Regions from separate parts of the Homo sapiens genome. Here region 1 is linked to region 2. Evidence: chromatin contacts called from ENCODE Hi-C or POLR2A ChIA-PET data. All regions are on one chromosome and are shown on one strand. The core of a region is the stretch at or near the end of the contact, and the rest is flanking DNA. Distances in the headings are between cores, read along the strand shown. Region 1 overlaps OTX2-AS1 (OTX2 antisense RNA 1). Region 2 overlaps TMEM260 (transmembrane protein 260).

Region 1 (5,793 bases), core at 1,630-4,129, 240 kb before region 2:
CAAAGACAACCCTAATGATTGGGTTAAGTATTTCACTACATATGTTGGGTTTTCTGCAGACATTAGAAGGAAAACTGAAAGTGGCTTTATAAAACCTGCTGTGTTTAAGAATTGAGAGACTGTTAAAAATATTTCCAATAAAGGGTTTTTTTCTTCTCTTTTTTTCTTGACATATCTATTCCACATATCTAAAAACAAAAACAAAAACAAAAAAAACAGAAGATGCCTATCTTTTTCAGAAATCCCATTACAACTCTTAAACATCCTGGCATCAGACAGTAATTCCCACACATACGTAGCTCAATCTAAGAACAATTTGGAAGAGTTTGCAACATGGTAGTAGCATCTGTTGTTTCATTGTTCAATAATTCACAGTTAGCCAAAGTAGGAAATGCAAACAATCCTTTTTCATATTTGCATACTTGGAATTTGGCTTTTTGATTCATGATTGTTCCGATTAGCTTTGAAAATTCACGTTTCTGTCTAGTTCCATGTTTTGCTTGAGTGAGCTCAAATTATGCTCTTGACTCAAATATTATTACAAGCGTAAATACTTTGGAGATGTAAGTGTCTGCCACTGATTTGGGGGGTATTTGTTTTATTCATTTTCATCTGGCGAGTTTAAAATATGAGCAAACTTTTCATGGAGGGTTTGGGGCATTTGTTTGAACACTCCTGGAGTAATTGGAAATGCAACAATTGTTTAAAAAGTGGCATTGTCCATGAAAAGATTTAGTGAGGGATGAAGAAATTTCTTGAACCTAAAGACCTAATCTGGTGATCCAATTCTCCCCACTGTGTCCATTCCCGTGAAACTCCATTTACTTGCCCCTATCCGTCACTAGCTCCCTGCATCCTACCTAGCCAATCCTCTAGGTTTCCCACATTGTCTCCTCTTTTGTCTTTTCAGTCTAAACAGAAGAACAACAGATAGGGTTCTGAAGGGCAGGGAGCATCAGGAGCTGCAGGAGAATGGCTGAGATGAGGGTCAGAGTCCTGCCCCTACTGCCAACAGTTACTAGGGTTTGTGCTGCCCGGCTGAACAGTGTTCAAAGGCTTTGCTGGGCTTTGTTCCACTGTGTAGGGATTAGGCCTGGCGGTCTGAGAATTTGCCTTCTAATTAAAAAGGATAAAAGATAGAAGTAGCATTAGACTAAAACAGAGCAGTGATACTTCACAGGCTGATTTTTTTTTAAAGTCACAAGACAACACTAAAAGTTGTCAGGATATTTTATTTCTTTAGGATTCCGCTCAAATTAAGAGAAAACTTTGCAAACTCTTCCCAGCTGTTGTGCATGGCACATGGAAGTCTAATTGCATCTAAAATATCTGCTGTTTACAGTGAGACTGTTTTGGTGGGGGATTTGCAGTCAGCATTGGAGAATGAAGGCTGCTTCCAGAGCCACTTTCCTCTTTTTCAAATGCTGGCAAGAAATTAATTCTACCAAAAGTGATTTCTGCTTTTCACTCCACCCCAGTGTGCCTTGCTCTCAAGCTTTCCAATGCCTACTCTACCTATTCTCTTCAAGGATCAATCATTCTTTTCATCTCCTTGCAGCTGTATACACTATCTTAACCAGGTGTGAAATGCAATTAAGAAATAATTCTGACCTCACAGTCTTTTTTTTCTTAATAGCAATCTGATGGAGGGCAATTTTTTAATCTTTCACATCATCACTGTGGACAGTAAATGCAATTCTGTGCCTACATTTTGTTAAGAAAGGAGCCATCTACAGATCCAGGGGAAGACTGGCAGCATCCAAACAGATGATGCATCATCTTAAAACACGATTGCTTGCCATCCACTGTGGCTCTTTTTGTCGTGTATAAAGAGCTATATGCTTTCAGGAGAAGCACAACTCACACTTGTTGAATTAAACAAGAGGCTCGGGTGTTTTGCCAAGTACTCCAGAGACTGGTTCTACTCTCACACAGGAAGAAATTTGAGGTGAGAATTTCTGTTAGAAATGCTGATGAGATTATATACATTAGTTGAGGTGTTTTTTTTTTTAAGAGGGAAAAAAGGGAGGAAAGAGTTTTGTGGAGGACTTCAGAGCTTTCAAAGCCACTGAGCTCAGATTGCATACAAGTATAAAGGAATGCTCTCTTGTTCCCACAAAGCTCATGTTACGTCATGAAGCTAAAGGACTGCATTTCTTATTTTCCACTTTTCTTATTTTTGTTTTCAATTTGCCCAGTGTAAACAAGTAATGTTCCCTTAGTAAATGAATTTTTTTCTTAAGTATGAGATTATAATGGGACTAATCTGTGTATTTCAGGACACACAGAAGCACGTTCCTGTTCACTTTTTAGAAAAATCCATAATGTTTTTAGCTTTATTTTATTCACTTGATCTAGTTACCAGTTGACTATATTGGGCAGACACGGAAACGTGGAAATCTGCGGAAGAGCACAGAGCCATCTCACTATTTAGTGCATAAATTTTGGGGCAAAGTCTGTGACTATCGTTTTCATCAGAAGATGTTCAGTAGTTCTAATTTTTTTAATTTTGGCTTTTTAAAAACTGTAATGCCTGACTGGAATTAGTACATCAGCGGCTGTATTTTTTAAGTGTCTGAATTACGTTAGGCAACTATACTAAATATTTACGAAACAATGCTTGCGAAATAATCCGTATTGATTTCCATCATAAGCTGTGTGTAAAAGAATAAAAAGGTTCTCTCCAGTTCTGAGTTCAGGGACAGCCATGGTAATTTATGTTAAGTTTCAGTCCCTTCTTTTATTTTTGTCTTTTTGAGATGACCATTCCCCCTGCTGATTTTCCAAATGTAGCAAAGCTGGATCTACTAGTTCCACTCTAAAGAAAACAAAGATAATAATCTGATTTAGACATTGAAGAACATCAGTATGAATGGCAACAGTAGTAGAGAACAGTGAGTCAACATTTCTCTCTTTCCAGTTCAGCTTCTCTTTAGCATTTAAAATATGTCAGCCAGTAGTACAAAGCCAAACCATTAAAAGAATGTAATTCACAATATTTTGGCTTCTATTTTTCACCAGCTTCTGAGTAATATATTGTACAAGAAAGGGGCCTTTGTTGTGTTTATAATACATGTATAACCTGGTGGGAAGCCGAATAAAAAATGTATATTATTTGCATAACTTGAACTAAAGAACCTAGTGCATTATTGGGTCTTGAATGTCTTAAATTTAAGTGAGCTGGCTTAAGAGTAATATTACTCTATTACTGTTCTGTAATTCATATAATGAAATCATACAGCTAAAAAAAATTTAAGGTTTTAACAATGATAAGTGGAACCTGATTTTTGAACTCCTTTTTAATGAAAACAGTAATTTATAAACTGGCACATATGTGCCCTTTTTTGTTTGCTGACAATAAAAGTCTGTTGCATTTGTATCCTTTCATCTGCTCTCCCCTCTGTGCATGTAAGAGAAGCCAATTTAGCCTAATGGATGTTACAGGAATGCTAGGCACCAAGGACAAACAGCCTCATGGAAAATCAACGGATCCGCTTCCCAGACAAGACCATTGGAATGCCTGGAGCTCCATGTAATTTTCTGTGTCCTGACAACCTCCCCAACCTGAGTTTCCTTCAAGCCCACCACCTGAGCCATCTGAGCAAGTTGAGCTAGGCTGAAGCTCCAATGCTGTCACACTTTGTATTGTATATAGAACAAGAATAGATGGACTTCCCCTTATGTGGGTGGTACTAGTCATCTTTAATTCTTATGGGTGAGGGAAGTTTTCCTTTAGTAGAAACATAAACACATAGCAATGCCCCTTTCCCCACTCAGGAGATGTGCATTCACTTTTAAAATAGCTGCTGTTATTTAGTATTCATATATGTAGAATAGGCTCTTAAATGCTTCTAATAACAGTATCATAGAAGTTCACATTGCCTGCCTGGCTGAGTATCCTAACTTACAGCTAAAGAGAGATTGTTCTCTAGCTCTATTTGGAAATAAAGGATGTGGTGTATGACCAGATGTTGGAAGCCTCCCTTCTTGTAATATCAAATAAGTATAATTATAATATATGTTAACTATTTACAATCACTAAAATGTTTCTTGGAAAGACTAGGAATGACTAAATTAGTAAACTAATAGAATGAAAAATAAAAATGGTCAAATGTATAGAAGCAAAGAGAAATTGTCTGAAATAAGATATTACACATTGAAATATTTATAGTATCTATTATCAAATAAATGCAAATGTCAAATACAAACTACATTATCTTTTATTAATGACTTTAAGTATATATTTTTAAAATGTTAAACCACTCATATGGAGCCAGTGAAAAGTTTTCTACCTAGTGTAGTTTTTTCTACAGTTGATGGAGTATATCTCCTTCCTGAGAATGTGATGCTACAGGCATAATTGTAATAAATTGTTAACTCTGTAATCTAAAAAACTATACTGAGAATGTAATATCTAACTATTTTTAATCTTCCTTTTTAAAAGCAAAGTCTGAAACATATCAGCTCAGTTGCAATCATCCTTTAAAAAGATTAAAGCCATCAACCTAGTTCTACAAATGGCAACCTAAAGATCCTTCTGCTTTTTGTTTCTGGAAGGAGAGGGATGGGGGAGGGGAGAATTTGGAGAGGAGGTGTTGGCTTGAAAAATAGGCTTGGACGAGTTGCAAGCTCTGAAAACAGATTTCTTTATCTGCAAGCCAGGTTGGAGCGCATCCCCAGCTTGCTATTCTGAGCCACCTCGTCCAGTTGAGAAGACTGCCATCTCTAGGATGGCGTATGAGCGGGATGCTTTTTCACTTCCACGGCTCTGGACTTTTTTCTGTCTTAGGTCTCTCCTAAGCAGGAAAATGCCAGTTTTGCCAATCTGTGTTCTTGGTGATATGGACTACCATCTATCTGTGTGGGGCTGGGATCACAAACGTCCTTTCATTGGCAATATGATCTGGATTGGGACCAAGGTCATAAGGTAAATAGCCAGTGCTTTATCCTATCAGCCAAGTCCTTGATAAGGGGTGCTCTTTGATGTTGAGAATGATAGTTGGCTTTTTCAGAACTAATATCCAAAACAGTAATACATAATGCATTTGTTTCTATCTTACAGCTGCTGATACATGGTTGAAGGTTAATTTAAAGATTATTTAATGACAAGAGCTACTTTAATTCAATCAAATGCTTCAGAAAACAAAAATTATCCTCTACTAATGAAAAAAAAATTGTAAGCAAATACATCTACAATTTTCAACATCTTCCCAATTCATTATATTTCTTCTTTTAATACAAGCCAGTAGCTGGCTGGGTTGAATCCTTCTTACTGATGATGGCTCTCTCTCCATGGCTGCATTATGGTTGAATTATTTACAGTACACAATGCCCCTTGTACAGGGCATAAAGACTTCTACTGATGCAGAGAATGATTCTATCTACTATATTGGTAATAACTGGCTTCCACCCTGATGGCTAATTGTGATGAAAAAAAGCTCCATTTCTTCACATCCTTTGGTTCTGAAGATCCTGTCTCTTCTTTGCTTAACTGAACCACATGAACATGGAGCACATAACGTGTTTGCTTTTCCACAGGCTTGTGTCAGACGCTTTATCAGGGCAAATACTATGCACATTACCCATGATTTTTGCAGTTTTTTTCTTGATAAATTTATTGCTTCATCTGGGCAGCCTGCTAACCTGATCCTTTACCATTTCTCCTGCGACACATGGTTTTGCTGAACTTAACCCTGACTGGATTTCCAAAGATGTTAGGAAGAGAACTAACAAAAATGTGGGTGAAGGAACAAAAAAATAGAGATCTGAAGGCTGAAGTTCATAGCAAGTGAT
Region 2 (6,175 bases), core at 3,627-6,126:
CTGGGATTACAGGAGTGAGCCACCACGCCCGGCAGGGCCAAATTACTTCTAATTCTGAGAGTAAATGAAGGAAATTTAGGTGAAGCAATTAAGTGGCTAACAAATGTCACCAAGATTGTTATAATAACAGCTATTATTACTATTTTTACTACAGTCTATATTTTCACAAATCATACATATAAACCAAGAGTCAAATTTGGGAGAAATCATTGTCACCTACACACTGAATACATAAGGTTCATATTTAGGATATCAGACACTTAGGTCTTCAAAGAGGTTTCTGCCTTGTGGACATTTAACATTTTTTTTTTTTTTTTTTTTTTTTTTTTGAGATGGAGTTTCGCTCTTGTTGCCCAGGTTGGAGTGCAATGGCGCGATCTTGGCTCACTGCAACCTCTGCCTCCCGGGTTCAAGCGATTCTCCTGCCTCAGCCTCCCAAGTAGCTGAGATTACAGATTTGTGCCACAACACCTGGCTAACTTTGTATTTTTAGTAGAGATGGGGTTTCACCACCTCAGGCTGGTCTCGAACTCCTGACCTCAGGTGATCCGCCTGCCTCGGCCTACCAAAGTGCTGGGATTACAGGTGTGAGCCACTGCACCCGCCTGACATTCAATATTTTTTAAAAAGTGGCTGAACCAAATAGAAGAATCATGAATACCAGTGGTAGGTGGGGTCCGTTTCTGGGAGGTAAAGTCTAATTCCAGTGGAGCTGGGACATATTTCTTTCTCTAAAATACAGAAATATGATTGTGTTTTGATGTCTACTTAAGAGGGGTAAGAAATATATAAACTAGTGCAACATTTTTCAAATTGAGCTTCTAGCAGCTGATTCAGCTGGAATGTAATTTATGCTAATAAGTTCCTGGATTTCAAAGTGACTTTTTTCTTGTCACACTAAAACCTTTTAATTTGGGTATATATTCCGAAGTCCAGAAAGGGCAAGAAAATTTTCAGTCAAAAGCCAGGGATATAACTATCCACGTCTAAAAGGAAAGGGGAAAAAAATTACATTCTGGAGGGTTGAAGGAGAGGGGGAAAGTTCAACGTATAGCTTTTAATTTCCTGCAACATAGTTGATTTCACACACCATTTACCCCTAGACAAGTTTATGCTAATTTTAAAATGGCTGCATTATTTGAGGACTTCAATGTGCCAGAGGTGATGGTGGAATATAGCTGGTTTCATGTAATTGGGACTGGAGTAGGGAAACTGTACCAGGTTGAGCCAAGAAGCTTGTGTCCTAGTCTCAGTGCTGTTACTACCTAGCTGTGTGACAGTAATCAAGTCACTTGTTTAGTATAGATGTCAGTTTCTTCATTTATTAAACTAGATTAGCTGTGATAGTTAACACTGGATGATCCCTTACTAACCCTTTTGATGTCCTGTTTTTTTTTTTTTTGTTTTGGAGACAAGAGTCTTGCTCTGTCACCCAGGCTGGAGTGCAGTGGCGCGATCTCGGCTCACTTGCAACCTCTGCTTCCTAGGTTCAAGCAAAACTCGAGCAGCAGCCTCCTGAGTGGCTCAGATTAAAGGTGCGCACCACCTCGCCCAGCTAATTTTTGTATTTTTAGTAGAGATGGGGTTTTGCCATGTTGCCCAGGCTGGTCTCGAACTCCTGACCTCAAGTGATCCACCCGCATTGGCCTCTCAAAGGGCTGGAATTATGGGTGTGAGCCACCGTGCCTGGCCTGGTGTTAAGTTCTTCTAAGCCAGTGACTTTCAAATTTATTTTTTTACTATGACCTACAATAAGTATATTTTATATTGACTCTACACACATTTATCAATTTCTTTACATACACACATATATGACATATATGTTATACACACATGCATATGTGCATACACATTTTAAATGAAACTGAAGGTTCCATGAAACAATACTTACCTTTGTTACCTCGAATGCATTGTGGTATTTTTTTATTTTTTATTTTTTTTGAAACAGAGTCTTGCTCTGTTGCCCAGGCTCCAGAGCCCGCCACCATGCCTGGCTAAATTTTGTATTTTTTAGTAGAGACGGGGTTTCGCCACGTTGGCCAGGCTGGTCTTGAACTCCTCATCTCAGGTGATCCACCTGCCTTGGCCTCCCAAAGTGCTGGGATTACAGGCATGAGCCACCGCGCCCGGCCCATGGTGGTGTTTTTAATTCTATTTCATTATGAAAAAGCTGGTCAATTCTCACTCAATTGACTTCATGACCCACAGTTTGACAATCAGTTTAAATAAGCACAATCCTGCAACTGGAGGAACTGCCTCCAGGTGGATACAGGCGACTGCATAGGTTAATGGCTAAAATTCTAATCACTGAAAGAGAAACTTAACTGTGTAGATACAAGCCACATATTGAATGAATATGCTATAATTTTAGGGGAAAATTATGACACTCTAAGTAAAAACAAACACTAAGTACGAGTATTCTCTATCAGTGAAGTTGCTTGTTTTAAGCTCTGCATAATTGAACTCAGTTTTTTATGCTTTTAAGAACGAACTGTTTTGAAAACTTTCACCTGTCAGACTAAGGAACCCTAGTTTTTTGATAAATGAATCATTTTCCATTTATAAACAATCCTCTTTAAAGTTTCTGTAGCTTTTGCAAGAGTAATTTTTAAAAGCTCTTGAGTTTTTATAATAATTTTTTTTTTTTTTTTTTTGAGACACTCTGTCACCAAGGCTGGAGTGCAGTGGTGCAATCACAGCTCACCTCAACCTCCACCTCCCAGGCTCAAGGGACCCTCCTGCCTCAGCCTCTCAAGTAGCTGGAACCACAGGTGCATGCCACCTTGCCCTGCTAATTTTTGTATTTCTTTTGTAGAGACCAGGTTTCACCATGTTGCCCAGGATGGTCTCAAACTCTCGGACTCAAGCGGTCCACCCGCCTCAGCCTCCCAAAGTGCTGGCATTACAGGCATGAGCCACCACTCCCGGCCCTGAATTCCTGTGTCTTAGCTGATACTCAAGGATCCAGGGTAATGGGTGATTCACTTAGGTCCATAATCCAAGGATGAGAAAACTGGGTGTGATTTTCCAAGCAGTGTTCCCCTTTCAGTTTTAATCACACACACTTTTATATGTGAACAACCATCACTGGTATTAAAGATATCTTCAACAGTTCAACTATCTAAGGGAATATTTCATTTAGCTGAGAGAAATATCAAGTACCTTCTTTAAAAGGTTACATTTCAAAAAATACCCTTTCAGATAACACTTCTAAATAGAAGATGATTATGGTTTGTTATTTTAAAAACAGGACATAATCTCCATTTATTAGTTTGCAACGTTTATGAACTTAATGATTAAAAAATTTTATGCCATTTCCATCTATTGTACTTCACCCTATACTTCTTATACGCTAAAGTTTTGAAATGGTTAAACCTTAGATTTGGCTTATTTCTATGTATCTTTTATTATACTTATCCTCATCTAATGGCAACTATGTACCAGAAGACTTGCAACTCTGCAGTTACTCTGTGAGGTTGGATCACTGGGATAGGAGTATAGCCCCATAATTGTGCCTTTGTGTCTTGACCTTTATATTGTAACTTTCTCAACCTTGTAATATCATCGCAATGTTTGTATTGAAAATTAACCCTCACATCTAACTTTGGATCTGCAGCAAAGAGTCAGAGAACTCCACTTTCAGGCCAATAATTGTTGGCTTCACATGTACAGTGCTGGAAACGCTACTTGTCCTTCCCATGTGGCATCACCACCTTTTTTTTGTTTTCCAATATGGCATGAGCTAATCTTTCTAGTACATACAATTTCCATCAAATGTATGTTACATTGTTGAAGAGCAATCAGAATTTTTTTTTTTCCTGAAAAACCCCTTTTTCAGGATATATTCCTGTTTAATTTTCTATAGCTGAGTAAGCACACTGTACTATTCCTGGGGCTGTTTTAAAAATACTGTCTGTGCTGATCCAAATCAAACAGACCTTGAGAGGGTGCTGACAATGATGTCTTCATTGAATATGATCACTGCTAAAGCTTTAGCTCCTTGTTTGCTCTGTAATGCTGTGCCAAGATCTTGGCCTTTAGATGTTCCCAGAATCCCTGGAAACATTACTTATTTGTTTGTGAGTATCAGCATTAGAATGGTTTTGCATTCACAACAAAATGTGAATCTCTTACTGGGTTGAAGTTGTTTTCTTTAACTAACCATAAGACTTGAAGCCAGTTAGAACAGAATTCTAAGTAATATCCTGTGTTGATGCATTTATAAAACACACCAGAAGTCGGGAGTAACAGGATTCTATTTTTTTTCAACTTTGGTATAAAATTTTTCCTAAATATTAAAGCATTAACATTTAAAAATTCTGAGGGATATTGATGAGAACTATGATGAAAGATTCACAATATTTCACTTTTAAAACATAAACTTAAAAAACTACTCTTCATATCCTAGCCTGATGACTTAAAAGTTACCGGCAGAGTATCATAAAAATAAACCTAACACTCAAAATGGGTTTTAAATATCATAAAGGCTAAACATTATGATTCTACCAAGAGAAAACACTAAGAATATGAGCAGAAATAACATTTCACAATTTCTGTTTGAAGCTTTCAAAATAATACACTAGTAATTGATTCCCTTCTATTTTGGCTACATTTTGAGTAACAGAACAGAAGCATTGAACAAAATGGGTGCTTTTAAAAAACAACAAAAAAAGGCAAGTCAATACCAAGAACCAAGCATACTCCTATCAGAGGCAACAGCGGGGGCACAGGGAGTGTAGCCCACCCAGTGGTTAGTCAGATAACATGGGAGCCACCATCCGCTTCTCCACTTGCCCTCTGGTGCGTGCCAGCCTTGGTGCCAGGGCGGCAGGGCCCTGACGCATGTGGAGAGTCAGACAGTTTCACTGGCTCCCACTGGCTCTTCAGGCCGAAGTCCAGGCAGAAGTTGGCCTTGTGGGGTTCCTGTCTTCCTGCCAAACCATGGCACTCCCGGGACACTGCTAGAACGCTGGCCAAATCTTGCATGAGAAGTCACCTCCATTACAGTCTCCTCAATGTCGGGGGTCAGACTACAGGAAACCCCTTTTATCAGATTTTATGGAGTCTGTACACTAGCCAAGGAAAGTAAGAGAAAGAAAAAGAAAGCAACTTGTTTAACCTCACCTAATAGAAAGGAAAGGATTCTCCAAAGTAGTTCATCTGGGAATGAAGCCCAACATCCCTAAATCTCAGCTCAGTTTACTAGTTTTTCATTTACCAGTGGTTTTTAGAAACTTAAATCATTATGATCCTATCTACTCCGGGCCATCATATCATTGGTTTCTCAAAGAGAGAGTGGCCCAAAGTCACTGTTGCACACATATAGAATAATCTAGGTACCATTTGACAATAATCTATACACAAAGCACATTCAGCCATACACATATCTCTATAGTACAGACACATATTTAAAAAATTTTTACAAGCAGACAGTCTCAAAAAGAGGTCTTCATTTGCCATTCTTAAGGCTACTAATAGGAAATATAACTTTTAATAAGGTTCCTCAAACACCACATGCGTATGTAGATGCAGAGATGAATATTCACATATCTGTGTATAGATGTTCAGAAACAAACACAACCACCACGCATATGTGCAATCTCTTTTCTGAACCAATAAAGACAATGCTTTCCTAAGGAATGTTTGAATTTTATTGTACTTTTTTTTTTAAAGAAAAGAGAATATCATAATCTTACACAATTTCTTTCAAATGGATAAACTTAGACAATTTATCAATGCTTCCTTACATTTTTACACCACGCTGAACTCCAACAGGTTTTTGTTTTAAGGTAAACCAGGTTTTTGGTCCTTCCCTGTGGAGAAGTTACTTTCAAGTCAGTGAAAGTTCTTGGCCCATGATTAAAAGTCTTTGCCAATTAGTACTCAACAACTTCAATTCATTTTTTTCTGGTTCAAGATGAGTAGGAGCCTAATAAGGCTGTGATAAAAGGGCAAAAGGCACTGAGAGCCAAAAGCGGATTAATGAGCTCCTCCATTTATTTGTCTTCCTAACAGCTGAACTGTTACAACTATTGACACTCTTCAAAAGGTTCCGCTCTGAACCCTGTCCAGGCACTGCAGGCTCCAATGGACATCTTCAAATCCAGAGAATGGAGGGGCAAGAGCTTCCCCTGTGTGATGCCAAAACCAACAAAGCCCCATGGATCAGGTAATG

The links. A loop is a pair of places that touch in the nucleus more often than their neighbours do. ChIA-PET counts read pairs that join two places held with the same protein, here RNA polymerase II (POLR2A). Pooled maps may share reads with other maps.
Region 1: a map of Calu3 shows a loop between it and region 2 (2.0-fold over the local background). The contact joins two enhancer-like sites. A Hi-C loop is called at or near these places in 11 of 168 maps with a recorded cell type or tissue (Caco-2, Calu3, GM12878 and 8 more), 10 of 37 single-sample maps with no recorded cell type and 13 of 50 pooled maps. POLR2A ChIA-PET finds 5 or more read pairs at or near these places in 1 of 52 experiments (activated naive CD4-positive, alpha-beta T cell).

The regions. Positions count from the first base shown.
Region 1 is chr14:56,883,702-56,889,494 of GRCh38, reverse strand. All of the region lies in intron 1 of OTX2-AS1 (OTX2 antisense RNA 1), which reads right to left. Among named protein-coding and RNA genes, the nearest start is that of OTX2-AS1, 73 kb to the right of the region's middle. Within about 2 kb of position 2,879, at least 2 of the 41 ENCODE cell types and tissues checked have a DNase peak (open chromatin) inside an H3K27ac peak, as active enhancers do.
Region 2 is chr14:56,648,969-56,655,143 of GRCh38, reverse strand. TMEM260 (transmembrane protein 260) reads right to left here. Exons shown (of 16, transcript NM_017799.4): 16 at 5,629-6,175. Among named protein-coding and RNA genes, the nearest start is that of TMEM260, 72 kb to the right of the region's middle. RefSeq lists an enhancer at 6,083-6,175. Within about 2 kb of position 4,876, at least 5 of the 41 ENCODE cell types and tissues checked have a DNase peak (open chromatin) inside an H3K27ac peak, as active enhancers do.